3 separate regions of the Mus musculus genome follow, and regions 2 and 3 are each linked to region 1. The links are chromatin loops, found by intact Hi-C in ENCODE. Cell type or tissue: left cerebral cortex. All regions are shown on one strand. Region 1 holds the start of Gypa (glycophorin A). Region 2 overlaps Frem3 (Fras1 related extracellular matrix protein 3). Region 3 overlaps Usp38 (ubiquitin specific peptidase 38).

What was found. Hi-C counts contacts between places; a loop is a spot of excess contacts. Peaks named below come from ENCODE experiments on the same cell type or tissue, not always from the same donor. Only the 100,000 strongest peaks of a DNase experiment are listed, where the experiment ranks them.
Region 2: it touches region 1 in a loop (10-fold over the local background); 40 of 42 quality-filtered maps call a loop at or near these places.
Region 3: a loop joins it to region 1, with 9 times the contacts of the local background. A loop is called at or near these places in 12 of 42 quality-filtered maps.

The regions. Positions count from the first base shown.
Region 1 is chr8:80,488,208-80,496,207 of GRCm38, forward strand. It overlaps Gypa (glycophorin A), which reads left to right and starts at 5,838. Exons shown (of 8, transcript NM_010369.3): 1 at 5,838-5,880. The coding sequence starts at 5,847. RefSeq lists a cis regulatory region at 5,560-5,742. In left cerebral cortex, CTCF peaks have their summits at 3,550 (motif pointing right), 4,856 (motif pointing right) and 5,060; DNase peaks (open chromatin) are centred at 4,648, 4,921 and 5,096; H3K4me3 peaks cover 667 bases.
Region 2 is chr8:80,684,899-80,692,898 of GRCm38, forward strand. It overlaps Frem3 (Fras1 related extracellular matrix protein 3), which reads left to right. Exons shown (of 8, transcript NM_001167898.1): 6 at 1,966-2,217; 7 at 5,774-5,923. Among named protein-coding and RNA genes, the nearest start is that of Smarca5, 51 kb to the right of the region's middle. In left cerebral cortex, a CTCF peak has its summit at 3,430; a DNase peak (open chromatin) is centred at 3,428.
Region 3 is chr8:80,986,740-80,994,739 of GRCm38, forward strand. Usp38 (ubiquitin specific peptidase 38) reads right to left here. Exons shown (of 10, transcript NM_027554.2): 6 at 6,457-6,650; 7 at 3,268-3,361; 8 at 748-854. Among named protein-coding and RNA genes, the nearest start is that of Usp38, 24 kb to the right of the region's middle. In left cerebral cortex, CTCF peaks have their summits at 4,087 (motif pointing left) and 5,407 (motif pointing left); a DNase peak (open chromatin) is centred at 5,409.

The DNA of each region.
Region 1 (8,000 bases):
TGTGGCTTCTGACTTCCCCTTCTTTGTTTCTTCAAAGGAAAACAGACAAGCTTGGGTTGTATGGGATGCCTGTAGATGTGCCAAGCAGCCAAACCCAGAAGTATTTGTCACATAATAAAGTATATAACTCCTTGGGATCCATCACTGAGCCTGAGGAAAAGTACTCCCAAATAGGAGACAGATGCTGAGCACAGAACATCCTTCAGAAGGCTGCAACTGGAAGCTAGAGAAACCAAGGACTTCTTTGTTGCTATTACCAAGGCCATCCCATGACTTCAGTTCCTATGGTGAGGCATAGAGATCTACTAAGCTTTGTTCATCACTGAGAAGATAACTTGTTCATGAGAGTAGCAGGCACCCTTGTACATGCCACATGTGGATGATGGGTAATGGTCACATGTCTACCCCAGTCTAGATTAGTCTTCTAAGTACCAAATCCATCTTCATTCTTCATCCTTCATTGGTGTGCTTCAAAGAAACTTCAAATTCAACATGTCTGAAGGAAACTCATGGTCTTTCTCTACAAGTGCAATTGCTTCCTGAATTCCTAGCTCTATAGTCAGGACCAGTCATGCAACCTGGAAAACTTGCGCCTAGCTTTTCTCGCTCTCCCTTACCCAACTAAACATCTGATATGAAGTTGCTTGATCGGTGCAGTCACTTCTACAATGGCTCCTTTAATTGAAACATTGGACTCCACTCTCCTCTCAGTTTCCAATAAAGTCTTTTTACACTTTTTACACTCATCAAGTGTCACTTCTAATAATATGTCTCTTCCCTCTTGTGTGGTTCGAGCCTGCCCCACAGTTTGCATGACTTGCCAATTGCTGTGAGATGCAGTCCACATCCAAACATGGTTTAAGGTGACACAGATCACAGCCTTTACCTGTGTCTCTTATCACTATGCACTTCTCCATCTGTCCCAGCCAAAGTGAGTCACTTTCACTCTTCTAAATGGTACATAGTTGCCCTGGGCTCCAAGATAAGGCACCTACACAAAGCCCCTTGTCCTGTGCTTTCATGAACAAAGGTCCAGTTCTCATCAGTTTGTCCTTTTCCTGCAGCTACAGAGAATTTGAAATTTTTTTTTGGTTATGTGTGTAACAGCCCTACTGACAGGCTGCCTGGGTTCAGATCTTAGCCCTACCATATTCTGTGGTAATAGTACATGAAACCATGATGAGGAATGAATATTCACCCACGAGAATAAGTAAGCATGGTAAGGAACCAATGCCTTTTCACGAATGTAATGCCCTTGTCAGAAGCAAGAGTGATAGAGTCAACAGAAAGCAAGATAATGAGTAAAACACACACACATAATTAGAGAGGAAACTCACTTTCTTGAGCTTATCTGAATCTCAGGACCTAAGGATAGGCTTACATCTGTTGTTATACTAACCCAACAGTTTCTGTCCCCCTCCCCACCCACCCCCAACACACACACACACACAAACTACCGTAAGAAAGGTAAATCAGAAAGCATTAGGATCTATAGTTTGAGTATTTAATGAAATGTGACTGACCCTTTGGGGCTCATTTTTAAGAAAATTTGTCATTCAAAGTGACTATCAGCTATTTGCCATTGATAATTCTGACACCTAATAAAACTACTTCTCTGGAATTGGCAAATTGTAAGAGTGGAGGGAATAATTATCCTCTAGAAGTGTCTCACACTGGCACCATAGCCACAGTGTGTGTGTGTGTGTGTGTGTGTGTGTGTTTCTGAGTTGAAAAATCCAGTACTCATTCCATAGGTTTCTAGCAGTCTTGACACAGTAAGTATGCTTACTAGTGGTCATTAATAGCAAATGAAACATAATAACAAGGAAAAATATAATAATGTGGGGGAAAAAAACACCTCAGCACAGTTAAAAGTCTGCTGCTCATAACTGGCATACCTGGGGGAGAGGGGAGAAAGACAATACTCGAAAATATTTTAAAAAGTCAGTTTTTTAAATGGCTAAAAGTTATCAGCATACACATTTATGAAGCTAACAGATCTCCAAGGAAATTACCTTCAGGCACATCACAATCTAAAGCAAAACCAAGTCTTGAAAACAGACATCAAAGCCACATAGTATGGGAGCTGGAGGGATTGCTCAGTGATATAGAGCACTTTCCCTTTTGCAGAAGACCCAGGTTTGGTTTGCAGAACCCACATCTGGTGGTTCATAACTCCCTGTAACTTTCGTCCCAGAGGTTTCTATGCCTTGTGGCCTCCAAGGATACCTACTTGTATATCCAGGCCCTGCCAAAGTTTGCTTCCTACTGCTATCCTAAACACTATGAACAAAGGCAACTTCGGGGTGGGACAGGTAAAAGTGGATTAATTTGGCTGACCCATCCCAATCATAGTCTATTTTTGAGAGAAGTGGGGGCATAAACTCAAACAGGAGCAGAGCCTGGATCTATGGAGCTATGGAGGAAATCTGCCTACTGCCTTCCACTCTATGGTTTGCCCGCTTGCTTTCATACAACCTAGAACTACTTGCCCAGGGGTGACACCACCTGAAGTGGGCTGAGCCCTCCCACATCAATCATTAATCAAGGGAATGCTCCCACAAACTTAACTACAGGCCAATTCAATGGAAGCACATTCCCAATAGAGGTTCCCTCTCCCCAGATGACCATAACATGTGTCAAGGTAATAACGTCCTAACCAGCACAGACCCACAAATATACACCTAAAGTAAGAAATGCAGTGAAAGTAAAAACACGCAGTATCTTTGGTGAAGGAACAGCAAGGCCAAGGACCAAGTTTTCAGCAGAAATTATAGAGGCCACAAGGTAAGGTATGAACTGACATTACCTAAAAAAAGACATGAATGTGTCAAGCATCTTATAAAACTGATTAAGATGCAGGGCTGGAATGTTAGATGCTGGAGAGTAGTTACCCCAAACTGTTTATCTCTCAAAGAAGCCCTGTATGCCCACCTCTATGTGTGATATGACGCTCTTGTATTGGGTAAACCCTTTGGGAATGTGTAAGCAAGCACCCAGCTTCCACTGGCCCAAAGGCTTAGAATAAATGCAACTGAGGACTACAGCAGGTTCCCCACTCGGCTAGACCCCACCTACCTCGTGCTTCCACCAACACATTGTACAAAGGCCATGGCTTAAGACTTTCTTTTTTTACTACAAACACTTCATGAGATTGTTTCCACACTGGAATGTGGTATTTGTAGGTAACCTACATATATGCTCCCAGGCTACAGTCACTCATATTTAGGTCTGAAATAATCTCCTATTCCCTTTGAGGTGAGAGAGGTGTCTTTGACTTCAACAAAGAATGCACTTTTAAAGTAACAAAAGAAAATCATAGACACTTACAAATCTGTACAAAGTTAGAGTATCCTTCAAAAACTAAAGAAAAACGAAAAGCATTTAAATCCAGAAACTGAATAAATTCTTCTCTGGGATGTTATCAGAAAACCTTTCTTAAAATATAATGTTGGGACTCTGGAGAAAGAAGGAGGTAGACCTTTCCCTCTTCCTCCACTCTCAACTCCAACTGGACATTCTCCTTCTAACTTCTACAGGAGACCACCAGCAGAGGTCCCTCTTTCATCTCTGCCTCCTCTAATGAATTTCAAAGATCTCCTCTGGCTATCTTATCCCAACACCAAACTCCAATATACAACTATAACCAGAGAAGCAAGTAGACTCACTGCAGACATTCATCTAGCCAACCTCTGTCCTAAATCTAATCCCCAGTCTCATCTCTAATGCTGCAGAGACCACCTGCCATGGCCCTCATTGGATCACACAAATCTTTCCATCCAGAACTCTCTCCCTGGACTCATGGCATTATCTGATGCCCTAGCCCCAGCAGGCATTTCCTGGGAACCCACAGACCACTCAAGCCAAGAAAGCAGGTAGGCTGGCTGTGGATCCTGACCCCTCCCTCCGTTCTTCCCAATCCATCCTCCATTTTCATCCCTGAGTTGAAGCCTGTCAGAACCACAAAGAAGCAAAGACTAATCTGTTTTTTTGTCTCCATTTACTATCCTGTCAAAACCACACACACAAAACAAAACAAAGAATAATCTTGTTTTTTTTCCATTTAATACCCTGTTTTTTAATTGAAGTATACCTCCTTTTGATCAATGATGAATAAATTCATCCTTAAAGAAATCTCACAGCTTCCTATGGGAATAAGCATGGGCTATGTTGCAAACTTGTCCACTCCTTGGCTCTTGCGTCTGCCCCCTTCCTCCCCAAGTGGGTCATTTTGAGTGTCATATGTGTATAATCTTGCGTTTCCTTAAGTTTAAAAAAGCATTTGGATGAAGAAAATAAAACAGGAAGTAGTTTGAACATTCTATAGGAACACAGAGACAAGGTGCGAACTCCCGTGGGAAAAAAAAAACCATAAAAGTCTCGCCCTCCTGTTGAGATCGGCAGGAATCACCTGTAGCAATCATCTGAAGCAGAGGTAGCTGGCAGATACTCGTAGGCAGAAATGAACGGCTAAAACAAGGACGATAGACGTCGGACAGAGCTCAAGGATCCAAACTATTTTCCTCCTCTCCAACATCGTAGCTTGTGTTTCTGCATGGCGCTGCAGTGACTGGCCCAATACTACTTAGAGAAAAGTAGCCAAGCACATACAGAACCAACCTGATGAGATCTCTGTCAGATTGCATGTCTCAAACACAATTGTTTAATCTTCAGACGCTGGCTCAAAATTCTCAAAACACAGTTGTGCTTGCCTGACACATTTGTGGGATGTAAGTCATAGATACGACCTGATGATACTCCTGGACAACGAAGAGGAAGGGAAAGACTTGATGTTTTCTCCAGTTGTGTTTTCTTGTTTTGTTTTGTTTCCACATTTCGTTTCTATTATGCAGAACAGCCACTAGAGGTCGCCACGTGTCTCCATTTCCACACACTCGAATTTTCAACCTGAGAAGCCACCAGCTTTTGCATTTCTTTAAATTCGGGGGCGGGGGGGGAGGGGAGGACGCATCAAGGACACCAGAAAGAACCGCAATTCTCTATTAGCTGGTGGTCAGCTCCCGCTCCGCAGCTTAATAAGGGCTGATTTCCAAAGACTTTCGAATCAAAGCTACTCTTCTCCTATGTCCTGAGCCCAAGCCGGTATCTGCCTGGAGTTTGTCTCCGCTGTGGTCGGGCTTCCTGCTTCTGCTCAGCGCTACACACACTCCCTTTATGCTTTCAGGGTGACTGGGGTTTGCCTGGTCTTGTTTTCTAGCGTTTACTTTTGTTATTTGGGGATTGCCTCACGGTCACTGAGCAACAGAGCATTTTAAAGCATTGTAAAGCACGTAACTGCTTTTATAGCCACACGGACACTGCAGTTCAGTTCGAATTCCACTTTCCTGGAAGATTTCTCCCGACTCACGTTTCTTTCATTACTCTTTGAGCTGTCACGAGCTTGACAGCCTTTCAAACCTCAGAGTTCGCAAACATTGTGTAAAGTTTTCAATGCATGCAGTTCGTACACAAGAAGCCACTTTCTTAAGGGATCATAGGGACCCCCGCATTAGAAACACTCCTACTCTCCAAGTCCAGCGCCTGCCCTGACCTCTGCAGTCTCTATGTCCAGTTGAGTGGTCCTTGGTGCTGCCTTGTGGTGCTCACTTCGTTTACATGAAGTAAATTTAACACAGCAGGCAATTCTTTGGAACAAAGATTTTAATTCCACTCTGGTCCTCGCAGTTATGCAGACCTCTAGTTATCTTTATTAACAGACACTAAATAATGTTGCATCATTTAAATGCTAGCCAATGTGTGTCAACGGATAGAGGCCCCGGGAAGGTGGGCCTGAGAGATACCAGGAGGTAGGCAAGGCCTTCCTAAGGCTGACAGACACTCCCAGTATGACCGAGAGCACAGCTGCTGTGACAACATCAGGTGAGTGAATATTTTCAGCTTGATGATATTTTATTCTCGATGACTTATTTAAACTATGAATTGCCCCAATGCTGGTTTTCTTACTTAACTGAACCAATGACTGAGTAGTACATTCAGTTTCAGTCTGGAGGGTGTGTTTAAATAGGATTCAGCTAGGGACAGGAGTGGCACACTGCAGCCCACAACCATTTGTGCCTGAATAGCAGTTCCCCAGTCTAAGAAATGCCTTTGATTCTAACCCTAGATAGCAGTAAACTTGTATCAAGTGTAAGTAATATCGTTACATAAATAACCATGTTACTTCGCTTGGGGCTATGAAGAGACTTATTTCTAAGCTAAGGTTAACTGGTGAAGGTTAGGGTAGACTTATGCCCTTTCTTTTTCAAAACTAGTATAACCAGTTTCTCCTGCTGAGAGGAGACAAGCTGTCAGCATGAAACTGAGGGGTTTCTCTTTGTGGAACTGTTACTACTGTTACTAAGAAAACAACAACAAAAACAACAATAACCACAAAAACCTTTCTAATTGCTCTATGGCTGGGCTGAATCCAAAGTAATATGTTTTTAAAATAAATTAATATAATTTAATTTAATTTATTAAAATAATTTAATTTATTAAAATAATTAAAATTTTAATTTAATATTTTTAAAATTTTAATCGAAATTTAAATTTTAAAAATTATTAAGATAAATTGATATAATAAAATAAATATAATATAAAATAAAATAAATATAATATAATATAAAATAAAATATTTTAAAGTAGCCTTACTTTTGGCCTCCTGAGGATATTTTAAGCCATGTTCTCTCAAACACAGTGAGTGACTCTGTGTTAGAAACACATAGCCCAGGCGAGGGGGGGGGGAGCATATTTCATCCATGGCACAGCTACGGCCTGAGTCAGGGTGGACAGCAGAGAAGTGCTGAGCTCTCTGTAGGACACTGGGTGAGATTCAGTCTCCCTGGCAGAGGGTATGAGGCAAGCGTTAGGAACACGGGCACAATGTGGGGCCTAGTAAACACAGAAGTGGATGATCACAGTCAGCTATTGGATGGGTCACACGGCCCCCAGTGGAGGAGCTAGAGAAATTACCCAAGGAGCTAAAGGGAACTGCAACCCTATAGGTGGAACAACAATATGAACTAACCAGTACCCGGGAGCTCTTGTCTTTAGCTGCATATGTATCAAAAGATGGCCTAGTCGGCCATCACTGCAAAGAGAGGCCCATTGGACTTGCAAACTTTATATGCCCCAGTACAGGGGAACGCCAGGGCCAAAAAGGGGGAGTGGGTGGGTAGGGGATTGGGGGGGTGGGTATGGGGGACCTTTGGGATAGCATTGAAAATGTAAACGAGGAAAATACCTAATTAAAAAAAGAAGAAGAAAAAAAGAGATTGCTAAAAAAAAAAAAAAGGAACACGGGCACAAGAAACAGAAGTGAATTCAAATCTAAGTCTGGTATACCTGAGGCAAATCATTGGCCCTATCTTGGCCTCATCTATAAAATGCAGGCAATGCTGATACTGATCTCGTAATAACCGCATAAGGGCTGAGCTAAGTACCATTAAAATAGGTGCTCGCTATGGTAGCCATGACTAGCCATAGTAGTACACCATGATGTCTCTGTATCATGTGAGGTCCCTGGCTGCCTTTGTATTTCAGTCCACCCGACTAGAGCTGTGATCAGCAGAACATGTGGATATCAGGTATCTTTGGGTGCTCATTTCACACCCTTTCAATATATAGCCACGGATAGAATGACTGACTGTGTAATATGTTTGGGGTCTCCACAATGTTGCGACAGTGACTTCTTTATAAAGTTTACTTTTATTCCACATCCTCAGAACTTTTTTTCTTTTTTTAAAGAATACCTGTTGCAGCTGGGGAGCATGCTGTGATCCCAGCACTCAGAGGCAGAGGCAGGAGGATCTCTGTGTGTCTGGTCTACATAGCATGACCTGTGTCAAAGCAAAAAGTTAGCGAGATAGCTTTATAACTCAGAGTCCTTGTTCTCTTGCTGAGGCCCTGAGTTCTGTTCCCAGATCCTCCAGAGCAGCTTACAACCATTGCAGCTCCAGTCTTAAGGTGTCTGATGCCTCTTTGGGACTCCACCAGCATTG
Region 2 (8,000 bases), 200 kb after region 1:
TGGTACATGGGAGGAGGGACGCAGGGACTTCGAAATATACAGCAAGTGAGTGGGGACCACGGGAGCCTGGAGGTCAGCATGGGTTTTGAAATGCAGCCACAGTGGATGTCAATGGAGCCAAATGTCCCTTCTGTCAGAGGTAAGGCAATGAGTTCTTTTGATAACTGCTTTCGCAAATTTCTGACTGTAGCCAAAGGGACCTTTTTTGTGCTCACACCAGTTCCCAAATAATGACACAGAGACTATATTTATTAATTAATGCCATTGGCCTTATAGCTAGGCATTGTTTCCTACTAACTCTTAATTTATATTAACCCATTTATACTATTCTATATGTCTCTGACTTCCTCCAAGTCTGGGTGGCAATCTCCAGGGCTTGACTCCTTCCCCAGAGTTCCTATCTCTGCCAGATGTCCCACCTTACTATCCTGTCTTTTGCTATAGGTCATGGGCTTTCTATTTTAATCAATCAGAAGGTACCTTAGGTGGGCAAGGAGGGAATGACAAAGACAAAGCTCCACACAGTGCACAAGAGCATCACTCCAATGAATGAGGAATGCTGCCTATTATCTAAACAACCAGAAATCCTCTATCATGCCAGTTAAGCTGTGTGGGACGGTGACAGGCAGCCTGGTTTCTGGTTGAGCTAGGTTTAAAACCCCGGAGACCCTACAAGGAATGGTAGGCACTTTGCCATGCTCCTAGACACCAGGCTCCTGACAAGAGGCCTCAGCTCTCCATAATTCTGTAGCTATCAGTCACTTAAGGGCAATGCCCAAGCCCCTCCACAGGTAGAAGACCTGACCACAGATGACATAGCCTCAAGACAGATCTCCATTTTAATGAGGTACCTAAAGGCCTGAAGGGCTTAGCCAATTAAGCTCTTCTTCCCAAACTCTCCTCCCTGCAAAAGATATTTAACCTCAGGCCTGCCCTGAGAAAGGGGGGATACAGTTTTACTCATCACAACTCTTTGCCATGACAATAAATAAAAGCCTTAAAGCCATAGACTGTCTCTTCTCATCAGGATCCACCATGGGGAGCAATGAAGCAGGCCTTCATCTAAAGAGCAGGCCGCCTAATCTCCCGCAGAAGGTCTCTCAGTGCTCCCAGCCACGGTCTCCACCAAGCCAAGCTGCCCACCGAGCAAGCCAAGGACTCTCTCATTCTGGCGGGACCTAGTCAGAGCTCTCTTCTTCACACACACACACACACACACACCCCTGCTTTTCCTTTGGCCCCAGGCTAGATCCAGCCCGCAGGCCCCCACTCGGTTCTCAACTCTTCCACGGCATCCAGAGGCTTCAGGGATGCCCAAGAGTCTGAGAACCTGATGTCCCAGCCTCTATGCAGGTCCCGCCTGTCCCAGCCTCTATGCAGGTCCCGCCTGCCCCAGCCAGTTCTGGAATTCCGGCAGGGGGACCTCATGCTGTGCTCCCCCACCCCTGGAGTGGGGTCCAGAGGCTTCTCATAGCCCGGGGAAAACGCAGTCAAAACTCCCAAGTCCCACCTCCCCAGCACCCAGAGCCCTGGGGTGGACATGGTCCACCCTTTAACCCACAAAGCTGGACCTAGACGCAATTTTGGGCTCAATGGGTGGACCTGCCCTTTTATTAGAGGTAAAGGTGGAGTATCCTTTAGACTTGACATCTACTTAGAGATTAGTAACTATGCACCATACCAAGAAGCAGTCTGTTTGGAAGCCTGCCAACTGCATATTAGTACTTTTAAATGAAAGAGGTACTGGAGAGGTGGGAGTTTTGACTGCGCTTTCCCACACCGGGCTGGCCGGGCTATGAGAAGCCTCGGGACCCCACTCCGGGGGTGGGGGGCGGGGGAGGCGGTGGTCTCCGGACCTGCATAGATGGTAGCTTAGATGGTTGCTGTTTACAAAAGCATTGATGGACCTGGAAGAAATTCCCATTCGCAATTCTGTTTCTTCTCACCTTCCCTGTTTGCCCGTAGGTTCTGCCACTGGCACAATTCCTTCCGTGCAGTTATCTTTGTCAGATTATGTCTCAAGACCAGAAGATAATACCAGCATGCTCCACTTTGAAAAGGATGAGAGCGAGAAGACCTGCCAGGTCCTGATTATCAATGACTCCCTTTATGAGGAGGAAGAGTCCTTCAGCATTGCATTGAGCCTGCCAACGGGAGGGCAGCTGGGAGCCAAATTCCCCACTGCCAGGGTAACGATCCTGGCTGACAGAGAGGATGGTAAGTCCCCTTTCTTCTCTAAGCAACGATTCAGCTTCTTTGTGATAGCAAACTTTGCTCTCACACTTGTAAGATAAATTTTACAATTTTTAGATGGGTCACATGTGGCCCAGGCTAGCCTCAAACTCACTGTGTAGCCAAGGATGGCCTTGAACTTCTGCTCCTCCTTATGTCTACCTGGTGAGTGAGCTGGCCCCAAGGGTCTGAGAACAGAAGAGCTGATTCTCCTCCTGCTGATGGCAGCATTGGGTGGCCTGGCCAGAGCAGTGCTGGAAAACTCACCCGGGTGGTCTGGACAGGGGAGAGCCGACCAGGTCCAGATTCAGGGCTCCAAACTGACCAACACCAAAATCTACATCATCTAAGAATAGTTAGGATGCATGAAAGGGCCACTCCTGCTGTTCAAAGCTGCAGGATCTCCATGGCACAGGGCAACAACAGGATAACCGGGAGGAGTCCTGATGAGGATCCAGCATTTGGTATAACAGAAGCCAGAGACCTCAAAACAGACCAGTGACTCATTACAAGGAACATTTGCAAGTGAAGGTGTGTGGACAGAGGGATATACTGTGGGACACACTGTGACACACTACAGCTTCCATGATGAGATGTTTCCTATGCTTTGGGGGGGTTGTTGTGTGTGTGTGTGTGTGTGTGTGTGTATGTGTTTTATTGGGGGGAGGCGGTTGCAAGGGTGAAAGGCAGATATGAGGGGACAGGGAGATGAGCGGGACTGGGGTGCATGATGTGAAACTCACAAAGAATCAAAAAGTTAAAAAAGAAAACAAGAAGCCAGTAGTGGTGATACACAGAGGCCGAACTCTGGGTTTGAGGCCAGAGAGAGTTCCAGGACAGGCAGGGCTACACAGAGAATCCTGTTTCAAAAAACCAAAAAAGGAAAAAGAAAAAAAAAAAAAGAAGAAAGAAAGAAAGAAACAAACAAAAGAAGCAGAGAGAGAGAGAGAAATGGACACAATTGATGATGATGATAATGATAGACTTCAGTCCCCCTGCTTCTGCTCTCTGGAGTTGGTCTTGCTCTCCCTGAAAGTCCTTAGTCTAGGAGATAAACAATTGGCTGCTTTTATGAACAAACAACTGAGAGGACCATGCTGGGATTGTACAGTCTTCTCAGAGTCTATCCTGGCAGAGCAGGGAGATTGCTACAGGTGCTGCTGAGCCAGCCCCAGCTGGTCTGGTCCAAATGCGCCACCTGGAGGCTAGGACACTCTCAGAAGAGGGCATCACCCAATGATTCTGGGTTTAAGAGGGACTGATAGGTGAGCAATCCAGATGGTGACATTTCATCCTTATCAAGAAACTACGCCAGCTGTGGGCGTGACAGGCTTCCGAAGATGCCACAACATTTCCACAACAAACAAATTGGTTTTTCAGTCATCCAAGGCCAGAGAGGACCAACAACAAGAGGTGTCTGTCAAGAAAGTCCTGCCTGGCAGATCCATAAAGCTGTAGGTTGTACAGACATGAAACTAGAGAAGAAACTGCCTATGGGGACAAAATGGTCTAAAGGAAGGGGGCAGGGTATAAAAGAGAAGAGCAGCCAGAATATGCTCAAAGCACATTATATAGTTACACAAACACACAAGAAAGGCTTTGTGCAACTCATTTTATTAAACTTTTAAAGGATTTAAAGAAAAATAACTTCCTTTCCAGCTCTTAATTTTGATCCTGGCCAACCTGGAAGGTATCAGAAACATCTCCAGGATTGAGAACAGGGAGGTGGGAGTTGGAATTCTTGGTACAAAAAAAAGAAGATGGCCTGGACGCCCTTCTCTGGATGCTTCCTGTTATCAGTTTGCAGGAACCATTCCCACAATTACAAACTAGGCAGGCTCTTATGGAAGCACAGCTTATAGAATTCACAATTTCTTGAGAAAAATTCAACGTGGCTCCCAGAGCTGAAACTCTGGGTTCCCTGTTCCCAGTAATGTCTCATCAAAGCTTTGAAGAACACACAGCCATCAAAAGAGCTCAAACCAGCTCAGAGAAAATCACCAGTGAATCACTCGTGCCGCGTGGAGCAGGCACAGCTCGAGCTCCTAGGTGTAACTGGGAAACAGGGAACGCCATGGAGCTGGTTCCAGTGACTTCTGGAGAACAAAAGCAGACTCCAATCAGACTGTGCTGGAAGAGGTCTAGTGTGCCAGGGCAGAACCTTCTGGAAGGTTTACCTGCATCTCTAAGTTCTACCAAAATGAGTCATGAACACACATGATCCTTTAACTCTGCTTTCTGCTCTCCAGACTCTTGTTTACTTGGATTAAACACACACACCCTCACTACACTCACAGGTATACTTACAAGCATGTTATCTCCTTGACTCCATCCCTGTGGTTTTCTGTCTTTCCATCTCCAGAGTTATTATTCCTCCATGATGAAGCTTCCTCACTTTTAGGAAAAAAAAATGTTTAGGACAGAATATATCTAGTGTTGGGAGCTAAACTTCCTAAATCTCTAATTTTATTACATTTATTTCATCTATCTATGTATCTTTCTTTCTTTCTATTTACCTGTCACCCGTCTATTTTGTTGGGAGAGTGTGCTACAGCATGCTCAGCTCAGAGGACAACATGCAGAAGTCTACTCCCTCCTTCTACCATTTAGGTCCTAGAGATCAAATTCAGGTCATAAAACTTAATTGTCGGGGAGGGGCTTTACCTACACTACTCACCAGCCCCAAACTTCATATAAACTGTAATTGGGTCAGGTCATAGTATGATTTTAGTATATTTACTTGGCCAAATCTCAACATTCTCTTTATCAAGGTTTCCTTGCTTCCTGGAAGCTGGTGCCCACATTGACCTCCTTCAGTCTCCTCCTCAAATCTACTCTCTCACTGCCGGGAAGCTTTTCAGAGTCCCACCTTCTCAGCTCCAGATTGCTGTTTGTCCCTGCAATCAACAAATACTATGAAAAAATACACAGCAGTTATCCCAAATTCAGAACAGCGACTCAACTGCTTCTTAAGAGAAAGCAAAACCTCATTAACTTCTCCTCTACATTCCCAAAACAGTAGCTGACTGCCGAGTCTGCTTGACTGGCTGAATTCCTCCTAATAATTGACAGAAAGCCCTTAAAACAGAAGAACAAGGGGCTGGAGAGATGGCTCAGTGGTTAAGAGCACTGACTACTCTTCCAGAGGTTCTGAGTTCAATTCCCAGCAACCACATGGTGGCTCACAACCATCTGTAATGGGATCCGATGCCCTCTTCTGGTGTGTCTGAAGACAGCGACAGTGTACTCACATACATAAAATAAATAATTCTTAAAAATATTAAAAAAATAAAACAGAAGAATAAGTGGAACCCCAACCAAAAGGAAGTCAGAATCATAGCATGTTGTTCACTGACTTGGCTCTTTGAATTTGGGGTTTTTTGTTTACTTGGGTTTTATTTTCCCACCATGAACAGGGCCTGTGTGATCTGACATGTGTGATAGGTCACATGTGTCCAGGCCCACACAGGCCAGCAAAGACAGAGGGGCACCTGGGAGGCCTACGCATCCTGTCTCAGCTTGTCCCTTTGTACCTCCCTAGAGCCTGCCCTGCACTTCGAATGCTCTGAGTACCATGCTGAGGAAAGTGCTGGCTACGTGGAGGTGGCCGTCTGGAGAAGAGGCACTGGCCTTTCTCAAGCATCTTCTGTCATTGTGCGCTCTAGGGGGACAGAGGAACAGGCAGCAGAAGGTGAGAGAGCCATGGGAAGGGTATATCATCATCACTATTCATGAGGATGGTGGGGTCTGGCCTGTCAAGGTCCAGCATGCCAGGTCGTTGTTGGTGGGCTCTGGTTCTGTCTCTTTTATCTGAATATACAAATGGCTTGTCTATGCAAAAGCATCCTTAGACCACAGCCTAGATGATTCCTTACCAACATGCTTATTATTGGCTCAGAGTAATTTTTCCAAAGTTCAGGATATTTATAAAGACCCTACAACGCTCATCAACATGTGGGCTGGAGCAGGCAGGCAGGGGGCAGGAGGGAAGGGATAAGGGAAGGGTCAGTACAATGCCTGTCATAAAAGCCTGAGTACTTGGATTCAGTCCCCTGAACCCATATAAGCACAGCAGTGCACAGCTGTAATCCCTGTGCTGTGGAAGCAGAGACAGAAGAAGTATCTCTGGGGCTCAAGGCCAGACACTGTAACCTAATGAGCAAGTTCCAGAGGAGGAGACCCTGTCTTATAAAACTCTCTCCTAAGGAACAATAGCTGAGGTTGACCTCTGACTTACACACACACACACACACACACACACACACACACACACACACACACACACACACAGAGAGAGAGAGAGAGAGAGAGAGAAAGAGAGAGAGAGAGAGAGAGAGAGAGAGAGAGAGAGAGAGAGAGAGAGAGACATATACACACAAGGCCTGGTGAAAGAACTGTTTAGTAGCTAGACAAGTCCAACTCCTGGAAGATTCTAAGTCACCTTTGAAGAAAGGAGATTTTCACTTCCAACTCCAGCATTTCTGTTGTCTTTCAGTAACTGTTCTCACAGCCCTCTCACATTTGTGTGTCCTGATACAGGTAACAAAGGTCTAGCTGGCAGCCAGGCTAGATGACTCTGGGTCCCATATCCTCCTGCAAGCTTCTTGGTTGCTTTACCATAAAAGTAAAAACAGATGAAGGCCATGGTAGCACGTGCCTTTAACACTGGCACTGGGGTGGGGGAAAGGCAGGAAGCAGAGGCAGGCAGATCTCTGTGAGGTCAACCTGGTCTACAAAGCATGTCCAAGATAGCCAAGGCTGTTACACAGAGAAACTTTGTCTCAAATACACATACACACACACACAGAGGAAAAACAGTAAGACCCAACAGAAATAGATAAGACATCTCCAATACATAGATGCTTGCATTTCCTCATTTCAGCTAGAATCTTTTAGTCTTCTGGGATAGTCAGCCTCAAGGCAAGAATGCCTCAAGACCAGAAGCCTATGTATCTAAAAACCACGGCAATACTTTGATATAGAAGCAAAAGCCTGGGCTGGAGAGATGTCTTAGTAGTTAAGAGCACTGGCTCTTCCAGAAGTCCTGAGTTCAATTCCCAGCAACCACATGGTGGTTCACAACAATCTATAATGTGATCTGATGCCTTCTTCTAGCATGCAAGTATACATGAAGATAGAGCTCTCATAAGATAAATAAATTTAAAAGCAAAAGCCCTGTAAACAAATAGAAACTAGTAATCTAAACCTCTGCAGTAATTAACCAAATGTAGGACAGCAAAATGCATGAAATATGAACATAGTATCATTACATTCCCAGAAATGGTTCAAGAAAACAAGCACTAAATGTTTGCTTAGTCTTGGGAAACCTACATTTTATAACACTCAATAAAGACATCACAGGTAAATACATGAAACCAGCAGTGATCACTCTGACTAGTTCATCAACTCCCGTTTCAAACATTACTTGTGTGTGTATGTGTGTGAGCATGCAAGATTTATGTGTCGGGGCACAGATGCCACAGTATACACACAAAGCTCCAAGGACCACTCTTTGGAGTCAATTCTCTCCCTCCACCTGTCTGTGAGTTTCAGGCATCAAATTCAGTGGCCAGCCTGGCACATCAAGGTTTTCATCTCACCCATCTACCTTTCTTTAATTTGCAGAGAGATTGGTTCATTTCTTGTTCTATATATGTCTATGAAATGAAGAACTGGATAGACAAATTGGGATACATGGGATACTGGACTCTTTGGTTTATAATTTGGAGGAGACATTAAATTGTTTTAGGTAAATCTCTTTGGATAAA
Region 3 (8,000 bases), 500 kb after region 1:
CAACTAAACCCTATAGAACCAGCATCCCTAGTGGGTGGTGCTGTTCTCAAGGATCATGGAGCTAGCCTTGCTGATACACACTGCTGAGGGCAGGCTCTGAAAATTTTATAGCCTGGTCCCACTTTCCTTTCTCTCTCTGCTTCCCAACTGCCAGGCAGGTCTCAAATTCCTGCTGCCAGGCATTCTCTGCCATGACATACTATATGCTCTGTGAAACTGTGAACCAAAATAAACTTTTGTCCTCTGTGTTGTTTCTAGCCATGGTATTTTATCAAGCAACAAAAAAGCAACATATGTATGTACATGCATACATAAAGATATTTACTATATTAAAAACAATAAAATATATAAAACAATATATCTAGAATGAATCCATCACAAATTAATTTCCAGCTTTTTAAGTAAGCATCATTGCTTCATACTTTTTAAGTATTCTAAGCATGTGGCACCACAGAAGACAGCTGGGTTCCGTATCTGCACTGCATCCTTCCTTACTGATATCTATTTTTACAAGATGAAATAGGCAAAGAAGAGCCTGAACTCCCACAGATATGTAGTTAAGAGGGGATTTGACAAGAGTTCTGAAGTTTTAGCTGCCCCTTAGGAATCCCAAACCAAACTAAGAACAAAGACAACTTTATAAACACACAGTCACACATGGTGCTTTAAAGATCAAGTCTGAAATCAGTATTAAGAGAAATAAGGTACTAAGAGAAGACAGCTTAATGAACTTTAAACCATTTGTACCTGTCCAGCAGAAACCTGAGGTACTCAGAGCAGTCCTGTTGTGACCTGGGAGTAAACCACGGAGGTCTGGAAGCCTCAAAAAATATCCGAGGTGCGTAAGCTTCCCTCTTGATTGTGGAAAGGAAATTCGAGAAAGTGACTCTTACAGCACAAACCAGTGACTGAACCTCATAAAGATTACTCCCATACTCCATTTTTACCAAAGTATGCCAGGCATGGGTACAAAGCAAAGGCAGAGGCAACTTTTTTTTTCCCCCCCCCGAGACAGGGTTTCTCTGTGTAGCTCTGGCTGTCTTGGAGCTTACTTTGTATACCAGGCTGGCCTTGAACTCAGAAATCCGCCTGCCTCTGCCTCCTGAGTGCTGGGATTAAAGGCGTGCGCCACCACGCCTGGCGCAGAGGCAACTTTTACATTAAGCAACCATTAGTCATAGCCATGGGACCTGCTCAGATGGAACCACCAAGTGGACACGGGTGACTACCACAGGACTCAGGTGTCTCTAACTCCTGCTATAGGGTCCCTGCTTTTATCCCTCTCTGACACACATGGCTTTGAGTCCCTAAATCTTTTTAAAAAAACGGAGTGTGAGAATGATGTTAATGAATGCAAATGATGTGTGTATTGTGTGTGCAATAGGAACCACACATATTTACTTTGCTGAAAATTTCTGTCATAAGTCATACATGTGGACTTATACATACACCTGCCTCAAGTGTGGATGGGAACATGCTGGTAAGGACTTTGATAATCTCTCATTCTCTTTATTTCTCTCTGCTTGCTTGCTTTCTTTACTTTCTGTTTTTTTTTTCTCCATGCCCCTTTCTTTCAGAAATTCAAAGGCAGTTGATAATGAACCTGGGTCATGCGTGCTCAAATCTTAGGTATTCTCACAAAACGAAAATGAACAGACATAAAAAAAGACCTGGTTAAACTGAAAATGTGGATTCTCTCTGTATTTGAAATATTTGTGGCATAAAGTGACAGTGCCTTTCTTGGTTCTCGAAAGCATGGAAACCTCCTGAAGGGTTTCTTTCCTAATATCTCTGATTTAGTAAATAAATAAAGTATACATATCTACACAGATGCACACACATGTTTATGTACGAAGTATAGAATAAAAATTAATTCAGTAAATTAGTAGAAAACAACAGGAGAGGGGAGAGAGGTTTTGGTGTTGTTTGGTTTTGGCTATGGTCTAACGCTGCTTTTGTAGTATTATGACTGGCTTGAGACTTGTGTCTGAGCCTCTTGCCCCCACCTCTGGAATACTGGCAATGCAGAAGTGTGCCACCACACCTGGCTCAGAGGCAGTTTTTATTCCCCTGGGTCCTGATGTTAATTTGTTAACATATTTCTCCAGGTGAATCATATCCTCTGAGTGTATCATCAACTCTAAGCCACTACAGTCATCTCAAACTTGCTCTCAATTCTTTCCATTTAAGAAATTTATTTCAGTTCTAAAGACTGTCATTTCCCGACCATGGTCAGACTGTGAGACAGTGGCAATTAGAGTGAACCAGAAAAATAATGATGTATGCTTTATGTGAGCAACATACCTACATTTATGTATGTTTGAGCCTTAGCTAGAAGTTCTTTGAGAGCAAGATCCCCGCTTGATTCTTACCAGACTATACACAGAACCTCTGAACATGTCTGTTCAATGAACTTAACTAAAGGACCTATAGACCCTGCCTCAAGTTGACTTTACTGAATTAATTTGTGGATATAAAAGAACACCACAAAGTTTTAAGTTCAAGAGCTTAAGAGATGAACAATGATCTATAAAGATATGTAAGTACAATAAAAGAATACCTAAAAGAAAATAAAGAAAAGCTGAGTGTGGTAGCGCACACCTTTAATCCCAACACCTGGGAGGCAGGGGCTGGCAAATCTCTGTGAGCTTGGTCTACAAATGGAGTTATAAGACAGCCAGGGCTACACAGAGAAACATTGTCTTGTAAAACAAAACCATTAACAAAAGGACTACAGAGAAAAAAGCCTAGACCATAATTATTTTGTGTTCACTATTATATCAATATATTCAGTCTCTGTAAACCAACAAAACAAAACAAAACAAAATCCCAGCCACAGTCCATTCTTTTCAGTCCTTTCTTTCATCCCTCCCCTCTTGTCTCTTTGAGATAGGAGCATGCTACATAGCCCAGACAGGCCCTGAACTCAGAGTCCTGCCTCAGTCTTTTGAATGCTGGAGTGACAGGTGTAGGACATTAAGCCTAGCTTTAAAGTTTTTTTCATGAAGGAAATTCTTTATTATCAGGAAAGTAGACTTGATGTGTAGCTGGTTAGCATGATAATCCTCTGCAGGGAAGGGAAGCAGGGAGAAGAGACAAGAGTTCTAGGTGTCCAGGCAGAGTCCCTGAGCACTTGCAAGTGGATCTTTATTTTGGACAAGACACATGACACACAATTCCACCAGTTAAAAAGACTCATGATGATATATAGTTTAAAGAACATGATCATGCAGTTAATATGTACATATTACACACATAAATACTCACTTGTGTATGAGCCAAAAAAGCAAAAAGATGTTGTAATTTTTTCATTAACGAATTACACCCATTTAGATTTAAAGATAATACTTGTCTTCTGAACCTGAAAAAGAATATAAAATAATATAATGTTATCTATACACTTACGCACTTTTTATAAAGAAGCTCAAAGGAAGCTAGTTTAAGAATGGTTATCCTCAGTGTTACCTGATGTGTAGGGCAGCCCCTTACTAACAGTTACTAGCACACTTTGTTGAGTACTCATATTCTCCCTCCACTTCCTGAGTGCTGGATCACAGGTGTATGCCACCACACCTGGCTTCTAGCATACTCCTTTTACTTCAAGTGCTTCTAGATGCTTGTAGGGTCCCCTGGAGCTGGAGTGGGCTGCCTGTCATGGGTGCTGGGAACCAAACTCCCAGCCTTCTCTCTGGCACCATGACTTCGCTTTTACATCTGTCTATGCTGATGTTTACCTATGTGTCTGTCTGTAGACTTATATCATAAAGATGGCGGGGTGACAATAAATGAATGGGCTCTTGTTACATGGCCTGGTATGGATGCTGTCATAGTTCTATTTTCTGGGTCAGCAAATATAAATTGGCTAAATATTAATTTAACTTATAAAAATCAACTTAAAGTTGATTATTTCAAAAGTAAAAAATATTCTTCCATCAAAACACATCATGAACTTAGGATGATTTTAAAAAGAGAAGGAGTATGGCTAGAGAGGTGGTCAGCAGTTAAGAGTACTGGCTGCTCTTGCACCCACAAGACACAAGTATCTGCTGTAACTCTAGTTTTAGTGGCTTGGACACCCTCTTGTGGCTTCTACAGCACCAGGCCCTAAAGTGGGGTACAGACACTCAGGAAAAACCTCAGCATAGACAAAGTAAAAACAAAGTCATCCTGCCATAGAGAAGGCTCGGAGTTTGGTTCCTAGCACCCATGTCACCCATGTCACAGCCACCTGTAACTCCAGTTCTAGGGGATCCTACAGCCTCAGTATGCTCTTGAATTTCTTTCTCTTTCTCAGAGATAAAAGGGGTGTGCTACAAGCCAGGTATGGTGGCATATGCCTGTAATCTGGGGTGAATCTGTAGTCTGCAATACTCAGAGCGCTGTGGCAGGAGGATCATGAATTTGAGGCTACTATGGTTAAGACCTAATTTTCCTAAAATAAGAAAACAGGAATAACATTTGCTAAATTGTGAAAAATCTAAGACTGATTGATTGAATCAAGTGCTGTCAGAGGTATAGGGTCACAGGTACAAGCATATATTGGTATAAAAGGTCAAATTTGGGTTAGGGAGATGGTCCCTGGGTAACCTCATGTCTCCAGCCCTCATGTGAAAGCTGGGCAAGGTGCTTCTCCTCTGTCACTCCAGGCTCCACGAGGAGCCATAAGGTCAAGAAGTGATTGAGGAAGCTATCCTGACATCAGCCTGTGCACTCTAAGCGCATCTACAAGGGTGAACATTCCGCACCTCTCCCCCGCCCCCCGTAGTGTTTTAAGGGAAAATAATTTGGCATAGCCTAGTCAAGGAAAGTCTCATCTGTGCATGGTTAGAGAAATGCTAACTATGAGCAAAACACTGATATTTACCAAAAATATAGGTAAGCAAATGTCAGGCTGGCAAGGTGGCTTGCTGGGAAAGGTGCCTGCCATGAGAGCCTGATGACCCGAGCTCTAGTCAGGAACCCGTGGCAAGGTGGAAGGAGAGAACGGACTACAGTTTTCTTCCAGCTTCTACACACACGTCATAGGATGCATGCGTGTCTCCACCCAGCACTAACAAACACATTTAAAGAAAAAAGATAAACACCATGTCAAGTGACTGACAAGAAAAATTTCAACAGGGCTCCTTCCAGATGTGTGTACACATACATTAATTATATGCAACTGTTTTGTATTAGATAACTATACAAAAAAGTTCTCAAACAATGCACATAGCGGATATGTTTGAGAATGTATGCATCTTGGTTTTTACAAGTTTGATTTTTTTAAACCAAGGAAAATAATTCATGTATTTCTTAAGAGATCTCCCTGTTTTGAGATAGCATTACTGGCTGCCACAACACTCTGTAGTTACAAGTGCTTAGGTCACTACTTTCCGTAAGATGACATAGCTAGCAAGGTGACCTCTGGTGGTGAGCTATGGACTCTTCAGTCTTACATTTAATACCACGTGTGTCTAAGAGTATCCCTTTGTCTTAAAACAAGTTGTCAAATACAAACTAAGCAACAAGAAAACTGAATGGAAGCCCAGGCACTTGGGTTTCATAGCCTGGGACAAACAACAAAACCCTAAAGCTGAGCCCACACCTAACAGTGTTTAAGTTCTAACAGCTTCCATCTTTGGGTCAGCTCAATTGGCACGATTTAAGGAAAAGTTGACAATTATTTTGTATCTTCAAGGACAATTTTTTTTGGGGGGGGAGGGGAGACACGACAGAGCCTCATGTAGTCTTCGCTAGCCTTACACACATCATGTAGACACGAATCACCATAAAGGTCTTTCTGCTTTATCCCAAGTGCTGAGATTACAGATGCGCAACAGCAAGCCTGGCTTTATGAGGTGCTGGGGTCATGCACAGGCAGGCGCTGCACTAGCAGCAGGCACCCTAGCAGATGTGTCTCCAGCACAAGGATGTCACTCAGCTAAGGACTGATTTCAGGTTTGTTGCATTCAAAAGAAAAGGGGCTTGAAAGAAAATTCACAGGAATGCCTATCTGTTCAGGAACCAACATCTTGGCATGGAATCAAAGCTTAGGTTTCCTAAAAGCAAAAAAAAAATTATGATATATGAATTAAAAAAAAATACAGTAGGACAGTAGAGGCAAGGAAACAGGGTAAAACACACCAGTCATCAGTAGTGTAGGGCACATAAACTTTTTGGAGTAGGCTCAGCCAATCCCTTTGGTTACATTACAAAAACATCAAGTCATACTGATTACAAATCAAACAGTGGCATTGTAAGTACAATGTACAAGCTAATTCGTCAGAATCAGAAACGCTGGCATTTCACTGTTCCTAGGCATTAAGAGCAGTTTCATTTTTAACTGAGGCAAGTGATGGCACTGTGAACACTTACGCTGCTTACACGGGAGCAGGGACGATTCTCTCCTCCTCCCATCTCCTCAGCACCTACTCACTCACTTCTACTTCAAATCAGAAAGTTCACATTTAAACTTACTCTGTAGCCATAAACAATGCTTGTAAAACACTGTTCATGTAACACGTGTTTCCCAGGTTAATAAGACCAGTTTTTCCAGTTTCAGATTTTCCAGAAAGTCTAGACAAGCAAGATGCCAAAGCATTGGATTGAGAAGTCCAGGCGCTTTGATTGAGAATCAGCTTAATCTTTTCTTCACTGGGCTTAGGAAAGTCCTAGATCATAAAGAAAAGAAAGTTTAAAAAGTAAAGAGAAAACTATTTTTTTATTTAAACAACTCAACACCACAATGTGGGACTTCCCTACTGACATTTGAGCTGTCTTTGCTCTCACTCATTCTGTACATGACAGAGAACATACAGTCAGCCTTTAAAACATCACACTACAGGGGAGAGCTAATTTTAATGGTTGACTTTATTGAAAAACAAGGAGGTCATTTTGGGTATGTACGTGAGGTTGTCTCTAGAGAGGGTTAAGTAGAAGTAGACTCACCCTGAATGTGGGCTGTCTGTCCTTCTCTGCTCAGGGATGGACAACTCTCATTACAGCTGAGAGCTGCTCCTGTTACCATGACTCGATACAGTGATGGAAAAGGCCCTTGGATTGTAAGCCACAGGAACCCTTCCTCTGAGTCACTTATCACAGCATCCACAAAATAGCCATGGGGACAAATGCCTTCCAGAATCTTGTTAAGAGATTTAAAATTTTTGAGGCAAAAATCTCAATAGCCTAAGCTGGCCAGGAACTCACAGTAATTCTCCTGCCCCAGTATCCCAAGTGCTGAGATCACAGGCACAAAATATCATGCTTGTCTTAAAATACTTTAAAAGCCAATGGAACAATGAGTTCAAGTTGCATGTCAATTACTTGTATTCAAATTCTATGATGAAAACAGAGCATGACTCTGGTGTACCCAGTACCAGCCCTTAGAAATGGCAGCCTACAGTCAGGACGAAAAGGGAATACATAATGATCCGACTGTGAAAAGTCAAACTCAATCTCATGGTTGCCATCTAGAAAATTACTACTACACACAGTCCTCTTACGTAGTAAAGCAGGAAATAAGGAAATAAAAATCTAAGTGCAAATGATTTCACGCCCCAGCAGAACAATGGGCAATAAGAGATGCTGGAAAAATCATTTATGCTTAAATGATTAGCTTTTCTAGACCAAGTGTGGTGGTTTGAAAGAAAATGCCACCCCTACTCCCTTGGACCATAGGGAGGGGGACTATTAGGTGTGGCCTTGTTGGAATAGACGTGGCTTTGGAGGTATGTCACTAGAGGTAGGCTCTGAAGTCTCATGCTCAAGACAGGGCTCTTCCTGCTGCCTGCTGATCCAGATGTAGAACTCCCAGCTCCTTTTCCAGCACTATGTCTACCTGTATGCAGCCCTGTTTTCCACCAGGATGATAATGAACTAGACCTCTGAACTGTATGCCATTCCCAATTAAATATTTTCCTTTAGGATAGTTGCTGTAGCCATGGTATCTCTTCACAGCAACAGAACCCTAGGTCACCAAGGTCGCCATCTACTGTTTACCCCACAGAGGACTGACACTTTGA